Regions from separate parts of the Mus musculus genome. Here regions 1 and 3 are each linked to region 2. Evidence: chromatin loops called from intact Hi-C (ENCODE). Cell type or tissue: heart. All regions are shown on one strand.

Region 1 (8,000 bases), 87 kb before region 2:
CTACCGTGAGTGTGTGAAGCAAAGGGAAGGACTGAGCTGGGTACTGGCCAGCCTAGCTGTGTGAAAGACTGGGGGGATCCTACGCTGCCAGCACAGTCGCTTGTCAAAGACAATGGCTGTCGGCACAGCGCCGCCGGGGTGTCAGGGTTGGGAGAACTGCCAGCGAAAGCAATCCTTTTTGTAATGTGTGCAGTCCTGGGCTAGGACATCAGCTGAAGTTCACTGTGGCTGACCCTCTGAAAAGGGCTTTTCACCAACAACACACCCACACAGACAACTCAGCAAGTTGGAGAATGAAGTTCTAGGGAGAGGCAAGGTGGTGTAATGGGAAAAGATTTGAAATAGGAACGAGCAATCCCTAATTTTAATTCCAATGTCGTGACTCTGATACCTCCTTTAACTTCCATTTTTCTTATTTGCTTACCTGCCCTGGCACCCAGCCACCCAGCCCACAAGGTTGCATTGAAAGCCAGCTTCTACTCAAGACCTTGGGCCAGATGATGTGGGCATTCCAGGATGCTCATTTACATATATTAGGGATGATAATAGTCCGTATACCTCAAAGTTGTAATGAGGATGAAAACAGTTTCTACGTAGTAGAAATGGAAATATTTCATATTCTTCTTGCTTACTTCATGAATGTATCCTGAGAATCATATGAGGTAAACATTATGAACTCAAAGTAGAATATGAATATGTGAAAAATAAATATTCTGACCAAAAGGAAACAAGCTATTGTTGAATAATACTTAGAGAAGGGGGCTGTGTGTGTGTGTGTGTGTGTGTGTGTGTGTGTGTGTGTGTTAGAGAGAAGGGGGGGACGTATAGATAGACAAAGAAACAGACAGACAGAATCTAGGGTCAGTTTTTTTTCCTTGTCTGTTTTAGTGAAACCAAATGTCCCAAAGCTAAAAATAGAAGATGAAACAACTGTCTTTGGAGTTTTTGAGAAAACTGAAAGATAACAACCAAGCCTGTTGCTTCAAGCTAAGGTTCTGATTTCCAGTTGTCTTAGGTGTTTGGGCTCTGCGATCCCTCACGGTTCTGCGGGTGGGAAGAGCTGGGACTGAGTTATGCTGCCCCTTAAAGGAAAGATGAGCTACAAGGCTTTAGTGTCAGAAGCAAGAAGTTGGGGTTTGCTTGTTTTCTCGGATAGAAGAGCCCGGGGAGAGACAATCCAGTATGGGCCACTTCTGCCATGTCCTGTGGGGACCAGGTCACACCCCGCTCATTACATCAGCACATCTTGACACTGCCCGGCTGAAAGCTGGGGTTCTGTGAGAGATCAGAAGGGAATGGATGTGAGGTCAGCCATGAATTCCTTCCATCCAAAACATCCATGGAAATAAAGACCAGAACTAATGGGCAGAATGTCCTCAAGAAAAGTCACTTTATTATTCTTTTGAGTATTTCAGTAGTTCCCTTGATTTTTAAGAGTCTTGTAAAGCCAGGTGTGGTGGTGCATGCATTAATCTCAGCCTTTGGGAGGTGGAGGCAGGAGGATGTCTGTGAGCTCCTTGCCAGTCTGGTCTGCATAGCAAGTTCCAGAACAGGCAGGGCTACATAGAGAGATTCTATCAAAAAAACAAAAAACAAAAAAAAACCAAAACAAAAAAACCACGCAAACAAACAAACAAAAAGAGGAGCTTGCGGTTGGAGTCACGTCTCTGTAATTTGCCTAAGAGAAAAAAAAATGCTATCTGTTCTTGCCAGTTAAATATCTGATATGTCCTTTATCAAAGGATAATGCATTAAATGGATTTTTGGGAATAGGAGGTAGAATAGTAACTTGCTCTGTCTATACCATGAATTGACCTAGTATTGCAGTATCTTCAATAACAGTGCATCCTCCCTCAGAGGGATATATACTATGTAAATAGACTTGTATGAGCTGGAGTGTGGCTAAGTGGTAGGGTACTTGGTAAGCATGGGGTAGGCCCTGAGTTCAACTCCAAGCACTGAAAAATAAAAATATTACCATTATTATAGTATATAATAGTATCTGATTTAATGAAAAGTGATATATTGGGTGAGTTTTCATCTAATATTTTAAGTATTTCTATCCTTTTATTCTCTAAAATATAATATGACATTATTGTATAGTGTAACAGTATATAGTCTAACTCAAAGCCAGTTGTAGCTATCTAGACCTCTTGGTTTCACATGGGAAAAGCTGACAGCTACTCGGCCCTCAGTCTGGCTTTAGAAGGCATTTTGACATGAACAATAGGGTAAAACTATTAAAACATTCCTGGATTTTCCTCAAAAAATAAAAATGTCCTTCCACTGTGGCCACACCACGTGCTTTATGTGGCTGTATGCACTGAGTGAACTCTTTGGTACTTTAAGTAGCTCATATCCATGGATGCTTGTCAGCCTTTCTATGCATTTGGAATGCTGTATCTTCAGATCCTAAGTCACTCTGAGTAGCCATCCCCATGGGACATGGCTGAGCAGTGGCCTAATGACAGGCCATCCAAATGGGACCTGGATGTTGGAGACACATGTCCTCTGGATTACACAAGCCTGAGGTGGCAGTCAAATAAGAAATCTAATCTTTGAAGTTTTAATTCTTTAAAACAAAATCCAAAAACCACATCCGGATGCAATGCTAGCTCGGTGGTAGAGCACTTGCCTTCCACATGAAAGGTTCTGCATGTGACCTCCAGATAAGAAGAAGAAGAAGAAGAAGAAGAAGAAGAAGAAGAAGGAGAAGGAGAAGGAGAAGGAGAAGGAGAAGGAGAAGGAGAAGGAGAAGGAGAAGGAGAAGGAGAAGGAGAAGGAGAAGGAGAAGGAGAAGAAGGAGGAGGAGGAGGAGGAGGAGGAGGAGGAGGAGGAGGAGGAGAAGAAGAAGAAGAAGAAGAAGAAGAAGAAGAAGAAGAAGAAGAAGAAGAAGAAGAAGAAGAAGAAGAAGAAGAAGAAGAAGAAGAAGAAGAAGAAAAGAGCCTACATCTAAATGACACAAACTTATGTTCAATTCAAAATGAACTGAACCCTCCCAGACAACAGTATTATTCTTGGGTAAAATAAGACTTAGAGAAATTTGAAATATATGACCTTAAACAAATCACTTGTGATGGGTAATTTTGTTTGTTTTTGGTTGGTTGGCTGGTTGGTTAGTTTTGTTTTTGTTCAACTTGAAACAGAGTCATCTGGAAGGAGGGAGCCTCAAATGAGAAAATGCCTGTATCACATTCACCTGTAGGGAAGTCTGTGGGGCCTTTTCTTGATTAATCATTGGTGTGAGAGGCTCCAGGACATCCAGGCACGGCCTCCCTAGCAAGTGGTCCTGACTTGTATGAGAAATTGACTGAGTAGCCACGTAGAGCAAGCCAGTAAGCAGGGTTTCTCCATGGTCCCCGCTTCAATTCATGCCTCCAGATTCCTTCCCCTACTCCCTGAGGGCCTGTGTATCAGAGGCTTTCCATGGAGATCTCTGGCCTGGTCAGATGTGAGAGCTCCAGTGAAGGGAAGTGAGTGTCAGCAGGGAGCAGAAGTTCCCTTTGCTTCCACTGCTGCAGTTGGCTCCACCTCTGTCTCTGCTGCGCCTTCCAGGTTACTCTCCTTTACTCAATGCCACCCTGCTCTGAGTTGGGTCGGGCTGGGCCAATGAGGGGCCCGACTAGCCACTGAGGAGTGCAGCAGAGCTTCAGGTGGTGTTTCGGGTGTTTGGGAAGAGCAGACCTCTTCGAAGTGTTACAGCTCTTAGGACAGAAGGCTTAGACAACAGAGTAGTTCTCTGCATCCCTTTAATCCTTCCAGATAGGATTCTTGTATACAGTTTTGGGGTGGGTAAAGGTCTGACAACAGGTACTTCTCATTGGTTTGGTCTGAGAGCTTTGGGGAAATCTTATTAGCATGTGGGAGGGCTTGGTGCTGCTTCTATGTGACTGATGGCCACAGACCTCTGAGGGGTAGGGGAGGCAGTAGCAGCGACTGGATCCAGGGGCCCCAGAGGCATGGCTGAACTCCTATGGTCCCATGAAGGCAAAAGTCACCACCCACCAGGTCTCCAGAGTTCAAGGCCTGTGCTCAACTGGGACAAGCTGTCTGTGCACAGTTCACTGCCCCATAACTCTCAAAGATGGACTATGCCCTGGAAAAGTAAGCTAAATAAACTCTCTTCCCCACGTTTTGGTGGTGTTGGTGGTTTTTTGTTTTGGGTTTTTTTTTTTCCCCCATGATATTTATCACAGCAATAGAAAGCAAACTCAGATATCATTTTGTGGTAAGAATTTTGGTTTCTTAAAATACACACACATACACACACACACACACACACACACACAGAGAAAAGAACGTGCTTTCATTTTATTCCCAGGTGTGGGACATGGGGCTGCTTCAGCGTGTACGAAGCAGCTGACTGATTTTCCTTGAGCTCTGGTGGGGGCATGATTCTGACACTTGAAGACAGTTTTATGCGATTGTGTGGTGTTTGGAATTCTGGAAAGTTTTCAGGGAATATATAAAAAAGGGCCCTGAGAGGTGGAGTTGTTGATTGTTGGTTGGTTGGTTGGTTGGTTGGTTGGTTGTTGGTTGTTAATGGTTGTTGTTGATTACAGTTTGATAAGTAGTCCTGTGCAAAAAGAAGAAACAAGAAGAAATCACATATCTTGACAGCAAAGATCAAACTTGCTCCCAGAAACTCAAGACCCCTGTTAGCAGGAACAGTCCCACCTATTAATGATAACACCCCCTTTTCCTTTCTATCCTTTTTTTTCTCCTATCTAGTGTTAGGGGGTTAAAAGGACAGAAAACAGATGGAGAAGGGTGGAAGAAAGAATAATCCACAAAGTAGCTAAAGCCTTGCTGCATCACTTAACTACATCAAGTTGTTAATTAATAATAGCAGTAATACTTACATTTGATTATTGGTAAGGTAGTTCCCTCCAATATTGCTATGGTCTTAAATAATAGCTTACGGCCACCCCCTCATATGGTCAAAGGATTCCACTTCTGAGATTCTGAGAAGACTAGTAGAACTGTACCTTACAGGGTCCTCTGTTTGCTTCTCTGTGCTGACTCTCTTCACTCAGAGCTCTTCCATTCCAGGCAGGCTTTGTTCACTTAGACTCTTTTCCAGGTTTTGGGGGTTGCTCTTTAATTCTGAGCATTTAGCTACTATCTCTCGCTGCAAAGGTTGGCAAGAGAATTCTGGCAAGTGGAGCAGATGTAAATAGAAGTGAGCTGAAAGTTTGTTCAGGACAATACCATAGATCCATCATCTCTCTACTCTACGGGGCTTCTTAGGCAAGATGGAGGGGGGGGGGGCTTAGAGCATGAGCTCTGGAGAACAATCACTGAATTCATTTCTTACACCTGTTCTGTTTTGGCCCTTTAACCTTGGGATTAAATTATATTTTTCCATAAAGTACTGGGAACAAATATACTAAGTGTTACCTATAAACGTTAACCAGAACTATATTGAGACATCTACAACAGTGTTCTCTCACATTTGAATGGCTGCCCTTCAAGGCAATGTTTGAACCTGTGCAAAATACAATAGAATATTCCTGGGATGATTGCAACAGGACAAAGGACCTTTCATGGTATTTCAACAGAAATAAATGGAGACTTGGCTACCCGCTAGACCATGCGTATGTGGCCTGTGGCTGGTTCTGAGCCCCTCACGGCTTTCACTTTGTCCCTGCCCACAGTCTTCAGCGGCCCCGTAGCTTTGATGCTTCCCTCCTCCCGGTTTGTAGTTCACTGTCATCAGCAGCCCGGTTTCCTGTCTTGTCATTGTCCAGCTGCTTGTCTGGCACCGCTAACTCCTTCCTCTTCCTCTCCAGAGGATGTCGACATTTCCAGTACAGACGGGCAACGCCACCAGCTCTTCTGGCTGCAGCTCTTCCTTCTTTAAACCTCCTTTGAAGCCTCGTGAGTTTCCTGTAATGACTGCGTCTCTGTTTTGGCTATTTTAGTACTTATGTGGCTTTTGATTTTGATCTGGATTCACATCTTCTAGCCAAAACCCATCTCCAACAAGTAGTTTGGGGTTTTGCTGGAAGGTAATTTGAATTTGTTTACAAGATCACCAACTCCCAATTTAGATGTCCTAAGACTTCTGAAGGGGAGTGGCCTTCCCAGAGTGCCTTGCCCTCATTATCACTAAGCTATGTTATTAGGCAGGGATGGGCTGTTTTGTTTGTGAGCTAATCCTGCTTCTTATAATTCTCAGTGCTCACTGCTGAATCAGGAGAAGCAGGGAAGTCACTTCAGCAGAACTGAAGAATTAAACACACACACACACACACACACACCACACACACCACACACACACACACACACACACACACACACCACACACACACACACACACACACACACACACACACACACACACACGCTGGTGCACGTATACCAACCACATAGAGCACAGGGCTATTTCATCATAATCATCTGACATCTTTTCTGCAGGAAGTCACAAATACAAAATAGATATGAACAAAAATAACTCAGTTGTCGTAACAGATGAGGAATGATCTCTGTCTTCTCCCTCCTTCCCCTCCTCCCGCTCCTCCCCCTCCTCTCTGTCCTCCTGTCTCTCCCCTTTCTCTTCCTCCTTCTCTCCTACCTCCTTTCCCTCTTCCATCTCTTCCTACTTCTCTCTGTGTGTCTTGATCTCTCTGGTCTCTCCCCTTCTTGTCCTTCTTCTCTGTTATCATTATTCATATGAATAATACAAAAAAAATCTCCCAGATATTTCTCTGTCTACTCTCAATGATTAGGGCCCCACAAGTGTTTGTTCTTTGAACCTTTCTTCCCCTGAGCAACTTTTGTGCTCCAGGTGCTCAGGAAAGAGATCAGATAGGTCCCTGGCACCCAGAACCTTCTAATTGGGTGGTGGTCATTTTTCACTACTGGGTGCTGGAAACTTTCTTTTAAGAAAAAGCCAGTGCATCTCAAGATTCCATGAGAAGAACACGAGGCAGGAGAAGACGGGGCTTATCCTGTGCCCCATCTCGAGGTTTCCTAAGAGGCCAGATGCAGTACAGAGCTGCTTCCTTCCTATTTCTGTTGCTCAGAACTCACAGCCAAACACTAAAACCCAGCAAATCAGTTGCCTTCCCACCATGCAGAGACTTTCCCTTGGCCGCTTGTTTTCATCAAATAAGAAGGTTCCTCTTACCTAACAGGGTTTCTTGTGCCCTGTCAGCCACAAGCCTAACTTCCAGCTCTTGTCCTGCTTTGGTTTTCTCCTCATAAAGACTTTTATTGGCTCTGCAGCATCACTATTTAGGCTCCCTGGGATGCTTACTGGAGGTCCACCATTCAAGAGTGACCGTTAAAGGTCTGGCTACGAGGCTGTCAGTAAAGTGCCTCCAATGCAAGCGTGAAGACCTAAGTCTCCCTCCCCAGCACCCAAGTGAAAAGCAGGGAAGCAGAGCATAAACCTGTAATTCCTGGGTGTGGTTGGGGAGGCTGAGGCAGAAGGATCCTGGGGCTTCTCTTCCTAGACAGCCCTGCCTTTAAAATAAAGTGAAGAGGAATTGGTGATTGAAAGATACCCAGTGTCAACCTCTGGACTCCACACACACACACACACACACACACACACACACACACACACCACTCATGCCCACAGAGCCAACATGAAGCTTGTAATCCAACCTATACTTTGGTCTTTTCTACTCTTTCCTTTTACAGAAGATTTATATTGAAACTTTTTAAAGCTCTGCTTCTGTGCCTCTTGACTTTTCCTAAAATGACTTCACCTAAAAGTAGCTGAGGCCAAGCAGAGCCCTTCTTGTAAACAACTGACAGGAGACATGATAGCCCTTAATGAGTACAATCTGGGCTGTCTCTGGCATTTTTGTGTGGACAAAATAATCAAAAGCTAATTTGAGCACAGAGGAAATGAATAAAACTTCTTGCCGCTGAAAAAACTCAGAGGAAATCAGGGTCAGGCAGAGTCCTGCTGTGCAGCTGGGCTCTGTCCTATGCCAGGTTCCTATTGCCCAAATGTCCCACTCTCTATCTGGGTGGGAGTTAGGATC
Region 2 (8,000 bases):
CTTTTGGCCAAGTCATTTATTTATTCAGTGAGCACTATATGTCAGATATGCTGCTTGCCACTGGGATTTAAGAAAACAATGTGGGTCAGGCCCTTCCCTTAATAAAATTCTTAACAGTAGGCACACTGGATGGAGGCAGGCATGTGAGAGAAGCCTTATCATCAGGTGGCAAGAGCTGTTCCAGAAGTCTGAGGAGTACAGTGTGAAGTACCAGTGAGGGCTCAGTGCATTCAAACCTGCGACTGGAAAATGACAGAGCTCAGGAAAGTGCCCACGGCGGAGGCGGCCTTGCAGTTCTAGGCTGCAACCTACTCAGATGACCGAAAACAAAACAAAAAAAAAACGTTAAGCCTGACTGAACACTGGGCCCTGAAACAGCTTCATGAGAAGTGAAAGTGATTCAGGGGTCGCTGGAGTGAAATTGCTGAAAATTAGGGTCGATAAGTGATACTCTCTTTCAGGACAAGGAAGTAACATATGCAGACAAGTACTAGCCTGAGGCTTCTTCCTCCCCTCCCCCAAACCTGGTCCATTTATTTATTTATTTATTTAATTTGATTTTTTTTTGTAAATCAGTGTTGAGTATTCAACCTACTGGTCTTGAATATGATACCAACTTTCTAGATACCAGGATACACTTGTGGCCGCCTGTGACTCTTGCCATACAATAGGGTTCTCAATGTATATGTTTGCATATTGCCTAACAAATGGTTCATGCCTACTAAGGGTTGTAAAATAGGTTGTCATGAAGACTTGCTGGGCTAATGAACACAACTCACTTTAGAATAGCTCTGATACATGATACATGACCATTGCACTGCCTCGGCCACAGGAGGGAAGCTACACTTCTTAGGAAAAGGGCAGGATGTGGCTGCAATTCCAGTCTAGAACACATGCCTCTGTAAATGTAGCTTTTGCTCTCCAGTGGTATTTGTTGTCTCAGAGGCTTAATGCCTCTTACTGTCTGCGAACTTAGGTCTGGTCCTGGAAGCTTCTAGCCTCTGTACAATCTCATTTATGCCTAGAATGTTTTCATTCAGAGACTTGCCGGTGCATAAGCTCATCCTTTCTAGTTCTTTCTGAGCTCGGACTGGCTGGTTCAACTCAGCTGCTCTGGAGCAAACTGCTTTCCGAGATGACTCATCCAAACTGGCTTCTCTCTTGGCCTCTGACAGAATTGCTCTGCTTAGCTTCATACTAACTTTGGTGACATGTTCTAATCTTGCTCCTTCTCATTTTTTGGCTCCTTCACCTGTGTCTATCTTGTTCTCTCTCTCTGCAATTGTCCTGGTCGAACTGCCTTTTTCCTGTTTCTCTCTCTCTCTCTGTGCTCTCTTACATAGCTTTCTTTTCTTCTCTCTTCTTGTTGGGCGTATCCTATTCTGTCAAATCTTTCTCTAATTTGTCACTTTCTCTGACACTCAAGTAGATGTCACTATCAAACATGGTGCTTCCTTCTATTAACTAAGTTTACCTTCATTGTTTGGGATTAAAAGTGTGTACTAAGGTTGTGTCTGTATTCCAGCCAGAGCAACCATGTTGTGGGGTTAAAATTCTACTTACCTCCTTAGAAAGGATGGTATGTATACCTGCCATCAGAGTAAGTAAAAGGTACTATATACTTGGTGGCAGAACCCTTCCCAGTCAGGCATGTGGAGACCAAGGAATACATCCAGATGGTAAAGTTGTTGACTACTTAAAATTGCTCTTAAAAGCATGGTCAGTGGACAGAAGAGATGGCTCACTTCTTAAGAGTACTCTAGAGGAACAGGGTTCAGTCCTCAGTACACACCTGACTGCTCACAACTGTGTGTAATTCCAGCTCAAAAGGGTCCAATGTCCTCTCTTGGCCTCTGAGGGCACTAGGCATGTACATACTACATAGATATACATGTAGGCAAAATATCTATATACATAAAGCAATAGTTAAAAAAACCTTCAGAAAAAAACATAACAGTGTCAGGACACTAGAGTCATGAGAGAATTCTGAGTGTGAGAAAACACCAAGAAGAGAAGAGTCACAGACTCTTCTTTAAAACAGAGAAATGTTCGGAGTGTATTTCTGTGGCCCTCCAGGTGCAGCAGGTAGTTTACTTTGACTGTTGCTATTCACATGCTCCTATGGAAAAACATGTTTTCACCATGTGTGGCTTGGGTTTGTAATTGTACACATTACTCATGTGACTCTGCTTAACCCTCAGGATATAAATTGTCTGATGCTCTGAATAAAGTTGGCTATTAACATGAGACTTTAGCATGTCTCATTTTTAGGCCCTGTTCTCCATATTCATTCGGCCTAGTAGAGTGGTAAACAGGTCAGGATGTAGCTGAAGTTCTATTGCAGAAATGTGTTTCATGTTAAATGTGCCGTTGTGAACAGCTCAGTATCTTAAAACCTTTTTCTCAGATGTTTTAGTATTATGTAAATTTTTACATCACCAGGCCTGTGCTGTAAATGCCTTGACCTGCTGAGCCATTTCCAGGGCCTCACCACCCTTTAATTAAAGAATAGTTTCAAACAGTTATGAATTAGGAGTATATATGTGTGTGTGTGTAGTCAGATGACAGCTTACAGGAGCTGAGGTTGTGCCATGTGTCCCAGAGACTGACCTCGGGTTTTCAGGCTTGCATGCACATTTCCTCGAAACTCAATGGATGCCTTGGTGGTGACTTGTTTTCAGTAGGGTCCTAAACATTAACTTTCAAAATCCCCAGTCAGGATCTGTGGGTTCAAGGAAGTGCTTTTCTTTACCAAAGCAATGGTGGCCTTATGGTTATGGGTTTTTTATTCTCGTGTTCTGATGAGGTTAAGTTGTGTGAGGCCCAAACTGCTTGTTAAGCCAATCCAGTTTTGAATCGCACAAAATGACTAGATTTCTCCACTATTCTGCTTGAAAAAAACCACAACTAACTGTTGGAGAAAGGCGACTCCTAAGACTCCTCACAGTAAGGAAGATGGCCAGCTCATTTCTAAATGGAAACTCCCAAGTGCCACAACACATCAATCATCTGACATGTAATCCGACTTCCACTGAGCTGGAATGTACTTTAAATGTCAGGCCTTTGGATGAAGAATGTCAGTTTAGTGGGTTATGTGGCAGAAATGCCTGAATCTGGAGCCCTGTGTGTGTCGGACAAACAGCTTCTCTTCAAACAGCAGAGAGAAGAGTGAACAGAGGGTTATAAGCTGTCTTTTGAATAAGCATATTTCCTAATGTCTCTGCCCGTACCTCATTAAAAAGACAAAGAAAACAGCGGCGGAGAAAACATCATTAGGCTGATATTTGAGAAAATTGGAGAAATATTACACTATGGGTAGAGAGAAAAATTTACATTTTTTAGCTTAAGAAATTGGGAACTTCAAGCACCGTTATTATTATTTTAAATTAAAAGATCTTGGCATGCATTCCAGGCTGGCCTCCGATTCGTGGTTCTCTTGCTTCAGCTAGAATTAGCCTCGGGCTACCGAACCTATTTTCTATAGAGGCCAAGCTAGGCCTGATGGCGAGGCTTGCTCATAATCCCAGTACTAGGGGGCACAATGGCAGAGACAGGAAGATCACAAGTTTAAGGCTATCTCTGGTAGCTAATGAGGTCCAGGCCAGCTCAGGCTGTATGTGACTCCATGTCCAGGAAGTGGGCTGGAGCGAAAATCCTTCTCTTTGCACATTTTCTCCATTTTGCCATCCTTTCCACTCCCACATGCCCTCTGCCCGAATTCCTGTGCCCTTCCCACTGGCATGAGACTCTTGCAGTTTATGAAAAGTGAGGCAATCGGGAGTTCTTTTTCCAACGGGCGAATCTTTTGTTCGGGTGGGGTCAGAGATTGGTGCTGCCTCTGTTTCCAAACAGTCCTAAGTCTGCCGGCCTGGACTAAGGATCTGACCCTAACCTACTTTTTCAGAATGGCTGAAAGCGAGTAACTAAGACTTTTGATGCTCCAGGCCACAAGCCAGCTGTGTGACCTTGGGCGACAGGGTTACGTCTTCTCCAGCCAATGGCGATTAATGATATTTAAAAATCTTAATATCTTTTTCTGAACACAATCGCACGGCTCCGACATTGTACACACAGAGCTTTTAAAGCTCTCCCAAGTAATTCTTAAACCGCAGAACGCTTCTGAGAGCAAACATCCGGTACAGTGCGAGGACACCTGGGCTTCGCAAGTCGCCCCGTGGGAACCTGCGAGCTTCGCGCTGCTCCTCCGCCCACGCTCCGGGGAGCCCTGGAAAACCGATCCTCTCGGGATAGAGTCTGGAAAACTGGCTGAGACTCGAAGCCGGCAGCTTCCGAGAGTGGGTCACGCTGCTGGCGGCATTTAAGGACTCCAGAGCGGCACACACAATTCCAACCCGAGTAGCCCCACCGATCCGCGTGGGTTCCACCTCCTTGATAACCCGGACCCCGGACTTCACCCCTAGCCCCAGCCCCCACGTCGATGTGCCCGTTCCTCCTCCACGTGACACGGGCCGGAACCGTCACTTCCGGCGGCGGGGACAGCGCGCTTGCGCGCGGGGCTCGGCGCCCGGCTCTGCAAGCGGTTGGCACCGGCGCCGCGCCCCCCAACAGCCGCAAGGGGCGGGCGGCATCGGTGTGAGCCGGGCCGGGCCGAGCTGCGGTCTCCAGGGCACGCAGGCCGCCGGGCCTAGCGCCACGCCCCCCTCGGCCGGCCCCTCCCTCTTCCCGGGCAGCTCGCGCCCCGCGCGCCAGGCTCCGCCCCGGCCCCGCCCCGGCCCCGCCCTCCCCGCTGGCTCTGCGGGCGCCGGGCAGCTGCAGCGGGCGGCCAGGGCTGCGCGCTCGGGACGCGCGGAATGTGAGGCGCGGCGAGCCGCTGCGCACCGACGCTCGCGCGCGCGAAGGGCGGCGACCCCTCGAAGACGGTCGGCCGCGCCCGGCGCTCCGCTGTGCGACGCGCGGGTCTGGGCTCTCGCCCTCGCGCGCCCTAGTGCCCTCCTGGTGCCCTCCAGCGCGCCGGCGGGACCATGAAGAAGTTCTCTCGGATGCCCAAGTCGGAGGGCAGCGGCGGCGGGGCGGCGGCTGGCGGGGCCGCGGGCGGCGGGCTCGGCGGCGGCTTCGCAAGCTCGTCCATGGGGGTCCGGGTGTTCGCCGTCGGCCGCTACCAGGTCACCCTGGAGGAGTCGCTGGCCGAAGGTACGGGCGCGGCGGGAGGCAGGTGAGGGAGGCCGGGGTGTGGCGGCGGCTGCGGGGCCGGCCCGGCGGCGGCTGGACAGTGGCTCCGGTGTGAAGCCGCTGGCAGCTCCGGTGCGGGCACGATTGCCTGCTTAGGAGTTTGAAATCTTTCTCTGTTCTTCCTGGCGCGAGGAAAGAAATAGAAGACGTCCCAGTAAGTGATGTGGTGTCATGATTGGACCCGTGACTCATTAGGGGGTCAGATGGAGCAGTGCTGGGACACTGTCTGGCCGGTGTCCTGCGTTGCTTTCGGGTCCGAGCCTCCCGGACTTCCAGGGCGGTGGACTCCGCTGGGGTTTGTTTCTGCTAAAAACCAAAACAAAACAGGACTCCCAAACCACTGTATATGGCTATATGTATACAGATAATATGTCTCTCTCTCTCTCTCTCTCTGTGTATGTGTGTGTGTGTTGGCACGGTCTTCCAAGTTCAGTGGCTGCTTAGGGGTGGCGTGTGGGAGTAAACTTGAAGCACGTTTATCTTCGTTGTTTAGAATCTTCACACAAGGTCCCGTTTTTTGTCCTCTCTGTGTCATTTTGTTAGTACTTTAACAGGCAAAGTGGAACAGTTTAACTTTTCCATGTGAGGTTTTGGTGGCTCTTTTATTGTCTGAAGGAGGTTATGACAGCGTGTAAAAGCATAGCTAGGGAAAACAAAGTTTACTCCGTGTTAAAAATATTTCTTGACTTTAGTTTTGTATCTCTGGTGTAATTGGTTTGTAGAAAATACTTTCTGATTTCTTATTGCATGCCTTGACCTCTGAAGTTTTGAATGTGGAATATTAAGAAATATGTTGAAAAAGTCCCTGAGAAATAATCTCTTGTATGTATGTGAGTGACTTAAAAATAAGAATAAGAAAACCAGAGACTGTAGGGAGCCGTCTTGATATTCTGTGTTTGAAAAACAAGGCAGCTCCCATTTGTAGTTTTGAAATTCCATGAACAAAAGGAACCAGCACAAGAAAGAGCTGAGGGCTTCTGTCTATAAAATAAAGGAAAAGCAGACTTACATTATCAGGAGTGTGTGTCTTGATTTTGTAGGCCATTGTTCACATTAACAGCACCGCCCCCCCCTTCTGAACATTGGTGAAGTGGAGGGACGAGATTGCCAGATTTTGAGAAGGGTTTCTGAGTGGTTTTGATAGGTTTGTTCTATTGCAAACTTTGCTAGCTATTGATTCAAGAGGAATTTCAAGTGTGAACTAAGTTGGGTAGGTGTTAGCATCGGTGGCTGTCAACTCACGAGTATACTGTCAGTTGTTCAGTAGTACACTGAAGTGTAGCTTGAATGGTGTTAGCCCTTCTCACTGAGTTTCAGGTCTCTTAGTATTAAGAAAAGTACTAACATTTCATCAGTAGACTGTAAATCTTATAGCCCTCACTCTGTTACTCAGTAACGGAGCATTGATATCACTGTTAGAGTGTTCAGTGTGTGTGTGTGTGTGTGTGTGTGTGTGTGTACGCGTGCATGTGCAAGAGGACACACACATGAAGGTAGGCCCGTCACACCAGACTTGAGACAGTTCTGCTAAAGTTACTAGGCAAGCCTTGACTTTTCCATCCTCCTGCTTCAGCCTTCTAGTGCTGGGCTCGTACGCAGGTTGTTATCAACATGCACGGCTTCCACTGACTTTTGCTTTAAGTGTTTCTGTTTGGTATTCGTGGTGTGTATCCTGTGTGTGTGTATGCCTGTGGGTGCATGCATGTGTATGCCTGTGTACACTTGTGTGCAGAACAACGTTGTCTTCCTCACTTGCTTTCCACCTTAGTTTCTAAGACATTGATTGCACTCAGAGCTAGGCTGGCTAGGCTGGCGAGGTTGGCTAGTCAGTGAGCTCCAGTGATCCACCTGTTCTCTTTTTCTGCTAGCATTGGGGGCCCCCAGAAGAAGGCCACAGTGCTCAGCTTTTACATGGAAATTGGGGATGGGATCTGAATTTAGGTCCTGATAATTGCTTGGCAAGCACTTTACCTTTTGGTTTCTGCCTCATTAAAATTTATTTCATTAATTGCTGGGCGTGGTGGTGTTCTCTTTTAATACCAGGCAAGTGGATCTCTGTGGGTTCAAGGCCAGCCTGGGCTGCATAATAAGTTCTAAGACAGCAGGGCTACAAAGAGAGACCATGTCTCAAAAACAAAGAAAAAAAAAACCCATGAAAATAGGTACTTACTTGGCTTTAATGAGTGATCAGGTGGTAGGTGGAAGCAAAGGTTGAAGGAACTTTTATGAAAGATGGAATTTCCTGTGTTTACACGTTGGCTCCTGGGTCAGGTTTAACTCTAGAAGGCAGGGCCCTAGGCTTCTTTCCGATGAGCTGGGCTTCCCTTTCTAGAGCACACAACTGAAAGACTATTCACTTTAATTTTCAACATTCTGCAGGCTAGGTGAGATGCTAGGCACAAGTCTGGTCCACATATAAATATGATTAATCAATAATTGACAGACTTGCTTGTCATTTGAGGCAAGTGTGTGTGAAGAGGCGTGGCATTCAGCGTGACTGCTTGTCTTTTCAATATACCACTCTCTGTCTTACTCTGTAATTGACTGTGTTCTACAAGTTGGAATGAACACTGGCTTAGCAAATACTGAGTCACTGCTTCCAGGGGAAATGGCAGGGTTAGGTACCACAGAGCCTTGCTTCGCAGCATCCTGGTCGGCTGATTTATATGTGTGCCTATCCTTTGTGTTTAAAGACACCTTGTTTAGTGTCGTGTTAGTGATTTCTTTAGTATATCATATCTCTAGCTGAGGCCAAAATGAAGATTATCTCACAGGTTTTCTTTGTAGGAAAACCAGAACGTCTCTTGCAC
Region 3 (8,000 bases), 140 kb before region 2:
CTTTGCAATTAAAAAGAGTTCTATGAGATGGGAGCTATTACAAGACCTTTGGGCCATCAACATGACTATGCAGACTTGGGGATCCCCATGGAGGGGTCTTTCCCTTGTCTCTGCAATCCTGGCCAATACTCTACTATTGGCCATTGGTATTAGAGATTGTTTTCTTCTCTATCCCTGTACATCCCAAAGATTGTCAACATTTCACATTTTCAGTTCCCCAAATTAACAACTCTGGCTCAGCTTCCTGATATGAATGATGTAGGCACGATGTTTCTGTGCACTGGGTAAAAGTTATCCTTGTATTATTCAAATACTGATTTCTCTGTCCCCTTGTTTCAATCTGGGCATGGCATTGTAATACTTAAGTCAAGAATCTCCTATGTCAAGTTTGTATAAACAATGTTTATCATTTATTCGTGTCAATAAAAGCGATTACCCAGTGGCTGGGCAGAAGATAGAATATGGTGGAACTCCCACCAGCCAGAGGAGGGAGGGAGGGAGGGAGGGAGGGAGGGAGGGAGGGAAGGAGGGAGGGAGAGAGAAGAGTAAGACAGATTGAGCCACAAGGAGGGAGGAGAGGTGATTTTAGCTGGAGCATGAAAGGCCCTACATGAAATTATTACAGGGATTTTGGCCAGGAAGTAGCCAGATTACCTTAGAATAATGAGGTGGATCAATGACTGCCTAGGTATTTCAGTGAAGCTTGAAAATAAATCTTGGTTTCTCTGTGTCACTACTGGGGAATTAGCTAGGATAAAGAAAAAAGAGCCACTGTATTAATTTATATTTACTATTTATACTAATTTACTATTTGTATTTATATTATTTATATATTTATATTAATTTATATTATATTTCTATAATCATACATTAATAAAAATAAAGATAATATTAATACAATTATATATAAATATATAATGTATATTAAAATTACTGTTACAGAATGAAGACTCCTCCACCAAGGGATGGCCACCAGCCACACTATTTGCCAAGAAGTGGTTGCTGCTGCTCTGAAATCACATTTAGAAAAGGGAATACACACTTATCACTCTCCTGGTTAAACAACCACTGTACTAACTACCACCTGAGACTCTGCTCCCCAGCTCGTCCGAATCCTGACACTTCAAGCACATAATGGCCAATTGGGAGCTGGGAACCCACACATAACTACCTGTAATTCCAGCTCCAGGAGATTGTAGAAAGAGCTGGCCTTTGAGGGCACCTGCATTTATGTGAATACTGCCCCACACATATGCATAATTAAAAGTAATAAAAATAGGTTTTGAAGATAAAATGAAAAGATGCTCAGTACAGTAGTAGAACATAACCCTTAATAAATGTTATTTTAAGCCATGGTTGGGGGTTCACACTTGTACTTACAGCTACTAAGTTTCTTATAAAAATTAATTAAAATTTTTCATACAATATATTTTGATTATTTCCCTCCCTTAGTTCTTCCCAAACTCCCTCACCTCCCTATGCACTCAACTTCATGGTCTTTCTCTTTCTCTCTTTCATAACACAAAATCAAACGAAAACCCTCCAAAATTAATTTAAAAACATGGAAATGAAAATCAAAGCAAGCAAAATGCAGGAAAGAAAAATGAAAATGTCAAAATAAAATGAAGCAAAAAGGGAAGAAAGAAAGAAGAGAGGGAGAGGGAGAGGGAGAGGGAGAGGGAGAGGGAGAGGGAGAGGGAGAGGGAGAGGGAGAGGGAGAGGGAGAGGGAGAGGGAGAGGGAGAGGGAGAGGGAGAGGGAGAGGGAGAGGGAGAGGGAGAGGGAGGAGAGGGAGAGAGACTGTGCCTGGGCATGGGTCCTGCTCTATAGTATGATTGATATACACAGTGAGACTCCACTGGAGAAAACTGACTTGCAGTTCCTTGAGTTTAGTTTCTCAGCAGGTATCAACTGTAAATAACTTCTTGGTTAGAGATGGGACTCTGTCCAATTTGTCCCATCAGTGCCAGGACACATCTGGATTGAACTGGTGCAGGTGTTGTATGTGCTGCCACAGTCTCTGTGAGTTCATATGAGTTCTGAGACTCTCACAACAGCTGGCTAGACCAGCTGGAAGCTGCTTCTGCCTCTGGTTATCCTAAGGGACTAGAGACTGCAGATACTTATGTAAGCGCTATGTGCCTGAGGGATAAAAGCCGGATAGAACATGGAGGCAGAGCCATGACCTTAGGATCAGGATGCTCAGATCTGGAAGACCCTGTTTCCTTGGAGTCATTCCTCAGCTACAGCCATTCTTCCTCCTCTTCTGCAAAGATCCCAGATTCTTGACAAGACAGGCTTGATGACAACGCCCCATCAAGTGCTCAGACTTCTCTCACTCTGTATATTGTCCAGGTGTGATTCTATGTCAGTTATATTATTTTTACTTTAATCATAAGATAATCATACAAAGCAGCTATTATTATTAGTTTGGAGATTGAAGGATGATTACTTAAATAGTTCTAGACATTCTTGATCTAGTGATATTGATCCTGGGGTCGTTTGGGACAGAGCCTCGGTCCTGGCAGTCCTCACAAGCTAGGTTAGGGCACTTGTCCTCGATAGATCAGTTAAGGAAATAGGTAATAATGAAAAACAGAAAAGAATTTATTCAATACAGTAACATTTGAAAGAAGAACAAAGAAAGATATTCAGTGGTGTGCAAACCCATCAATAAATGTGGCATCTGGGTTTAAATAGAGGGAAAGAGGTGGGCATAACTACGCAGTCAGGGTCGAGATGTGACCACCACTAACCCCCTGTCTAGGCTCTCATCTGTCCTACAAGATGGTCTGACAAGTTGTGAGGGTCTCTTTTCCAGAGACAAGCTCCTTTTCTGGTTGGCATCTTGGGAATGATTGTCTCCATAATTTGAAGGAAAAGTTGTCTCTCTGTAGTATATCTTCATACCTACCACACAGTTGCAAGATCTTACCTCAAAAAGAAAGACGATTCTGCTACCTTATATCATATGTTATTATAGTGTTAGTCAAGGAGGGTGGTTTTCATTGCCTCTGATTTCCACAAGGTGGCAGGTCAACTTCAAAGCCAGATGGTTGGTTTTGTGTCCAAGTAACAAAATCTATTTTACTTGTTTAAGAGTAGTTAGTCCAGATAGGAACTACGTGGAAACATGCTTTGCAGAGTGCATGTCATATTCCAGGAGTCTTGTTGTGACTGTAAACACTTTCTCAATGAAGATTACGTAACTCAGTTCTTTGCTGTTCATCATTCTCGGGGAAGTCTGCATTTATATGAAGTATGTGTATGTGCGTGCATGTGTGCGTGCGCGCGCGTGTGTGTACATATATATATATATATATATATATAATACATTTGTATGTATATATGTATATACTATATGTGTCTGAGTGTGTGTATACTAGCTTAGTCATGGATCACCTTCACTGATGAGTATCTGCAAGTCAGCTCACTGAACACTGGTTAATCCATGAAGACAGTGAAGGAGAAACTTTGCAATCTGGAAGGAGCCCTGGCCTTGTAATATGGTGAACGTTAGAAGGCAGGAGACTCTAGATCAAGAATATACTTGGTCTGGAGATTAGGTGCTTCAAAAATGGCAAATGAAGATACTGGATAGAAGGTTCTCAAAGAACCTACTCGTGCTTTTGAAGGAAATGTTTAGGGTAATGTGATCCAGAATTTACTTCTGTATATTTTCTGCTGTCCATTTTCATATCATTTGCATGCCATGTTGATAGCCTCCAATTTCTGCATCTGAATTGTCTTGAATGCATTGGGTTTGGAATCAGATCAGTCTGGGCTCAGATCTTGGCTTTCTACTTAACTACAACAACGTGTATGTAAATCAGTATGTAATTGGCAAATACTCCTCTCTTTGCAACCTGATACTTCAGCTACAAGTAAGTCCTTACCCAAAAGAGTTATGAATATTTAATGACATGAAGAGTATTAGAAAGTTAACTCAATAAAATTCAATTAGTGGAGAAAGACATAAAATCATTTGCCCTGCCATACTAACCTGAGGTGGCCAGAAGAAAGATACCTAAGCAACTACCTAGGGCATCACTACCACAAATGAATGTGTGATGGAGAGATGGGAAGATGGAGTTTGTGGTGGTGAGATAGAGGAAAAAGCAAAGCCAAGGGGTTTGTATACTATGGAGAAATATGGAACTGGAGACTGAACAGCAGCAAGATGAGGAGGCCATGGTGGTCTCCACATGGTCTTAGCCCAGGTCTCTGCCACAAAAGGCCATGTCTGGATTCATGATGCAGCTAGGGTCTGTGTCATTGTCTGTGGCCTGAGTTACCACCAAAGGTGAAAACCATGTGGATGTCTGAGGGTGTGCTGGCATGGGGGTGAAGGGGATGATGTACTGATCTGAATAGCGCATCACCTGAGGCCATGGGACATCCAGGCCCAGGTTGTTGCTAGGGATCATGTCTGGGTTCATGGTCCTAGGGCATCATGGGTCTGTGTTGATGTCCCTTGGGCATGCAAGCGCTGGCTGGCTCTATACCTTGTGGGAGATGTTCTCCCCTTCCTTACCTCTTTCCAGCCTTGGCCCTGAGGTTATGAGAGCAGAAGAGCTGTCTCTGCCCCTCACTGATTGTAGCACTAAGGAGTGTGGGCTCTACACCTTGCCAGAGCAGCACAGTACAGCTGACTCTGGTGGCAGGGGTGCAGATGAGCCAGGCCCAAGAACATGAGAGCAGGAGATTTGACCCTGCCCCTCGCTGAATGCAGCATTAAGTGAGCTAGCCTGGGAACTACTGGAGAGCTTGCCCCAATGGTATGGGCCTAGGAAGACTAACCAAATCATCTACCTCCCAGGCCCAGATCCAGAACCAAATAGGGCTTTGAGTTGTCCTACCCCAACATCTACCCCATCTATGATCTGCTAGAGCATGTGAAAGGGCTGGACCAGCAGAGGCAAAGCTAGAGCATCTCCATGATACAGGACAACAACAGGATATCTGAGAGGGGTGAAGACCCAGTATTGATAGTGTAACAGAAGCCAGAAGCCTCAAACCAGACTAATGATTCATTGCCATAAACATTTGCAAGTAAAGATGTGTGACAGAAGGATACACTGTGTGACACACAGTGACACACGACAGATGTTTTGTTTTTTTGGTTGGTTGGTTGGTTGGTTGGTTTGATTTTTTACTTTTATTTTTTATTTTCTTTAGGGAAGAGGTTACAAGGGTGGAGCGCGAGGGCAAAGACATGAGTGGGATAGGGGAACATGATGTGCAAGAGGTTTCAGAAACCTTACTTAGTAGTCTGGGGACATGACTCAGTGGGTAAAGTCGCTGTCTGGTGAGCAGAAGCCCTGGAGTTTAGTTCCTAGTACTATGTAAATCAGCAGGAAGTGTTCAGCAAACAACTGAAGAAAAAAAATAAATACAATTTATTTTAGTCTCTCAGTAAAATATCTCTAAATCTTTGGGGGACGTCTTTGGGGAAATATCTCTTTCATAAAGGGAATCAAACACGTATAGTTTCATGATTACCGGACTGGACAACAGATTCACGCTCAAGCCAGGACAGCACAGGTTTCTATTGTTGCAGATAGCTGTGTGGTTCTGGTAAGTCAGTGTAGCTGCACACTTGACCCAGTGCCTTCACCCTGTAAAGTGCTCCATAAGTGCTAGCCATTGTTCTCTGGCTCCATTTGGAAAACTTACAATGGCTTGTACTCATTCATTTGGGGGATGTAGGATGCTGTGAAGTTCTCTTGAGTTTGCAATTCTGAGAGAAGATAAAAGTTGACCTCCTGGTAATTCCCCTCCTGCAAGCCTTGCTTTATGAAGCACGGAAAGTACCCCCAAATTTCTTTTCAAAACTACCCAGTTAGTGAGTAGACTCAGACCCTCCCACTCACTCTCTCAACATCTCCTCTAGTCCCTGAGAACCAAGTGAGATTGGTGACTTTGTACTTAAGTCACTTTGCTGCTCTGTTGTTTCTTCCAGTTAAAGTAAGTCTTTCCTGATGACATCTTCTCCGCCATGAGTAGCCCTGCTTAGAGACTACAGTCTGCGTGTTCTTCCATCACCTTTTCAATGTCAAAGAGGGAGAGTTTCAAAGAAGGGCAGTTACCCAATAGCACTAATGTTAAATGGCTGCTGTGTGTTGGGCTAATCTTGTGTGCACTGTGTCAAGGTTACCTTTGTATTATTCAAGTGCTGATTCTGTATGGGCAGAGATTTGAACACCGGAAGGCTTTATATTGTTATTTTTATGACATATCACCTATCTCTGTGTTATGTAAACATCTTCTCCATCGCCTTCTGACTGGTTTACTAAATGGTAGAGCAGCCTATAGCAAAGCAGGAGAGGAAAGTTGTAACTTCCGGGTAGAGATGGGAATTCTGGAAACACACACACACACACACACACACACACACACACACACACACACACACACGGGAAGGTGCTGGAACTGAAGGAGAAGTAACTAATGAGCCACATGGCAGAATTTAGATCCGAATAAATGGGTTAATTAAGTTATACAAGCTAGTTGGGAAATAGCCTGAGCTAAGGCCTGAGCTATCATAAATAATAATTGTCTCTGTGCCATTACTGGGTGGCTGGTGGGTCTGAGGCAGTCTGGGCAATAGCTGCAGTATGCTTGAAAAGGAAATGCCAGACTTCAACCCAAGCCAGCCAAACAATTCATCCAAACCACACTGTGCACACAGGAAAACTGGTTGTCTGCACCTCCTTCCAGTCTCTCTGGGTGCAACTCTAAGAGGGTGAAAAGAGCCACAGTCCCAAGTGGCTTTGCTAGCCCTAGGGTTGCACTAAAGCAACTGGTGTGGTTTGCTGACACTGATCACCTGGGTGGTGGTGGAGAGAGAGCTGAAGAGGACATTGAAATCCTTCCTCCTGCAGGAATGAGCCCCAGTGAGGAGGAGAAGAAAGCAGAGAACAAAGAGTGAGGCAGTAGGTGACAATGAGCCTCAATTAGCAACTACTTTCAAAGAACAATGGCACACTGGTCTAGGTGGTCTACAGTGTCTACCTCAGATGGCCTTCACAGATCTGCCATATGGAAACACCTACTTCTTTTGTGTTGTGCTATGTTAGAAAGCCAAGTCCTCATAAGAGAAACTGAGCTCACCCACTGCAAATCCTCCTGAAGCAGGTGTTCACAGAGCTCTTCATGGGAAACGTTGACTTCCGTGCTCACCACTCCAAGCAAGCTCCTCCAGCCTTTCAGTTCTTCAATACTTACTTCATGGTGACCATGGGTGAAGCTTCATGGTAACCATGGGTGAAGCTATGTTACTATGTGCTAGGGTTATGAAGATGAATAAAGCCACACGTTTTCTGGTTTCAAGAAATTGCTGTTCTGTGTACAGAATGTTGTGTTCAAAGGGGTCTGGTTAAAAAACAAACAAACAAACAAACAAACAAGCAAGCAAGCAAAACCACAAAAAACACCTGGTCGAAGAATCCAGTGACATGATTGTTCCATTAGGGGGAAGGTTTCTGTTTGTTTTTATTCTCTCATGTTAAGCATCCCCTCCCTCTCCTCCTCTTAGCCCCCAACCTCATCTCCCCTCTCCCCTAGACCACTCCTCCTCCATAAAGAGCAAGCTTCCCAGTGATACCAACCAAACATGACATAACAAGATGCCACAAAACTAGGTACACACCCTCATATCAAGGCTGGATAACGCAACTCAGTTGGAGGAAAAAGGTTCCAAGAGCAAGCAAAAGAGTCAAGATACCCCCACTCCCATTGTTAGGAGTCGAACAAACACTCCAACCTAGACAACTGCAGCATGAGTACAGAGAACCTGCGTAGGCTCTGTGGTTGCCTCTTCAGCCTCTATGAGCCCTTATGAAGCCTGCTTAGTTGATTCTGTGGGTCTTGTTTTTATGGGATCCTTAAACCCTCTGGCTCCTATGATCTTTCTACTTCCTTTTCTGTAGGGTTCCCTAATATTTAGGTGTGGTGTTATGCCCGAGTTGCAGAGAACCCAAAGACCACCAAGGAGCCAAT

The links. A loop is a pair of places that touch in the nucleus more often than their neighbours do. Peaks named below come from ENCODE experiments on the same cell type or tissue, not always from the same donor. Only the 100,000 strongest peaks of a DNase experiment are listed, where the experiment ranks them.
Region 1: it touches region 2 in a loop (2.3-fold over the local background); 13 of 42 quality-filtered maps call a loop at or near these places.
Region 3: it touches region 2 in a loop (2.0-fold over the local background); 2 of 42 quality-filtered maps call a loop at or near these places.

What each region holds. Positions count from the first base shown.
Region 1 is chr5:96,905,974-96,913,973 of GRCm38, forward strand. Gm24623 (a small nuclear RNA gene) reads left to right here and starts at 1,659; the gene lies at 1,659-1,852. Gm33370 (predicted gene, 33370) reads right to left here. Exons shown (of 3, transcript NR_168888.1): 2 at 4,989-5,154; 3 at 4,297-4,576. In heart, no CTCF peak of the experiment used is centred here; DNase peaks (open chromatin) are centred at 3,438, 5,748, 6,078, 7,068 and 1 weaker place; H3K4me3 peaks cover 930 bases; H3K27ac peaks cover 2,600 bases.
Region 2 is chr5:96,992,946-97,000,945 of GRCm38, forward strand. Bmp2k (BMP2 inducible kinase) reads left to right here and starts at 4,744. Exons shown (of 16, transcript NM_080708.1): 1 at 4,744-5,151. The coding sequence starts at 4,983. In heart, a CTCF peak has its summit at 4,561; DNase peaks (open chromatin) are centred at 4,586, 5,006 and 5,376; H3K4me3 peaks cover 3,883 bases; H3K27ac peaks cover 3,825 bases.
Region 3 is chr5:96,851,518-96,859,517 of GRCm38, forward strand. No RefSeq gene overlaps it. Among named protein-coding and RNA genes, the nearest start is that of Gm33100, 24 kb to the right of the region's middle. In heart, a CTCF peak has its summit at 3,016 (motif pointing right); a DNase peak (open chromatin) is centred at 2,134; H3K27me3 peaks cover 775 bases.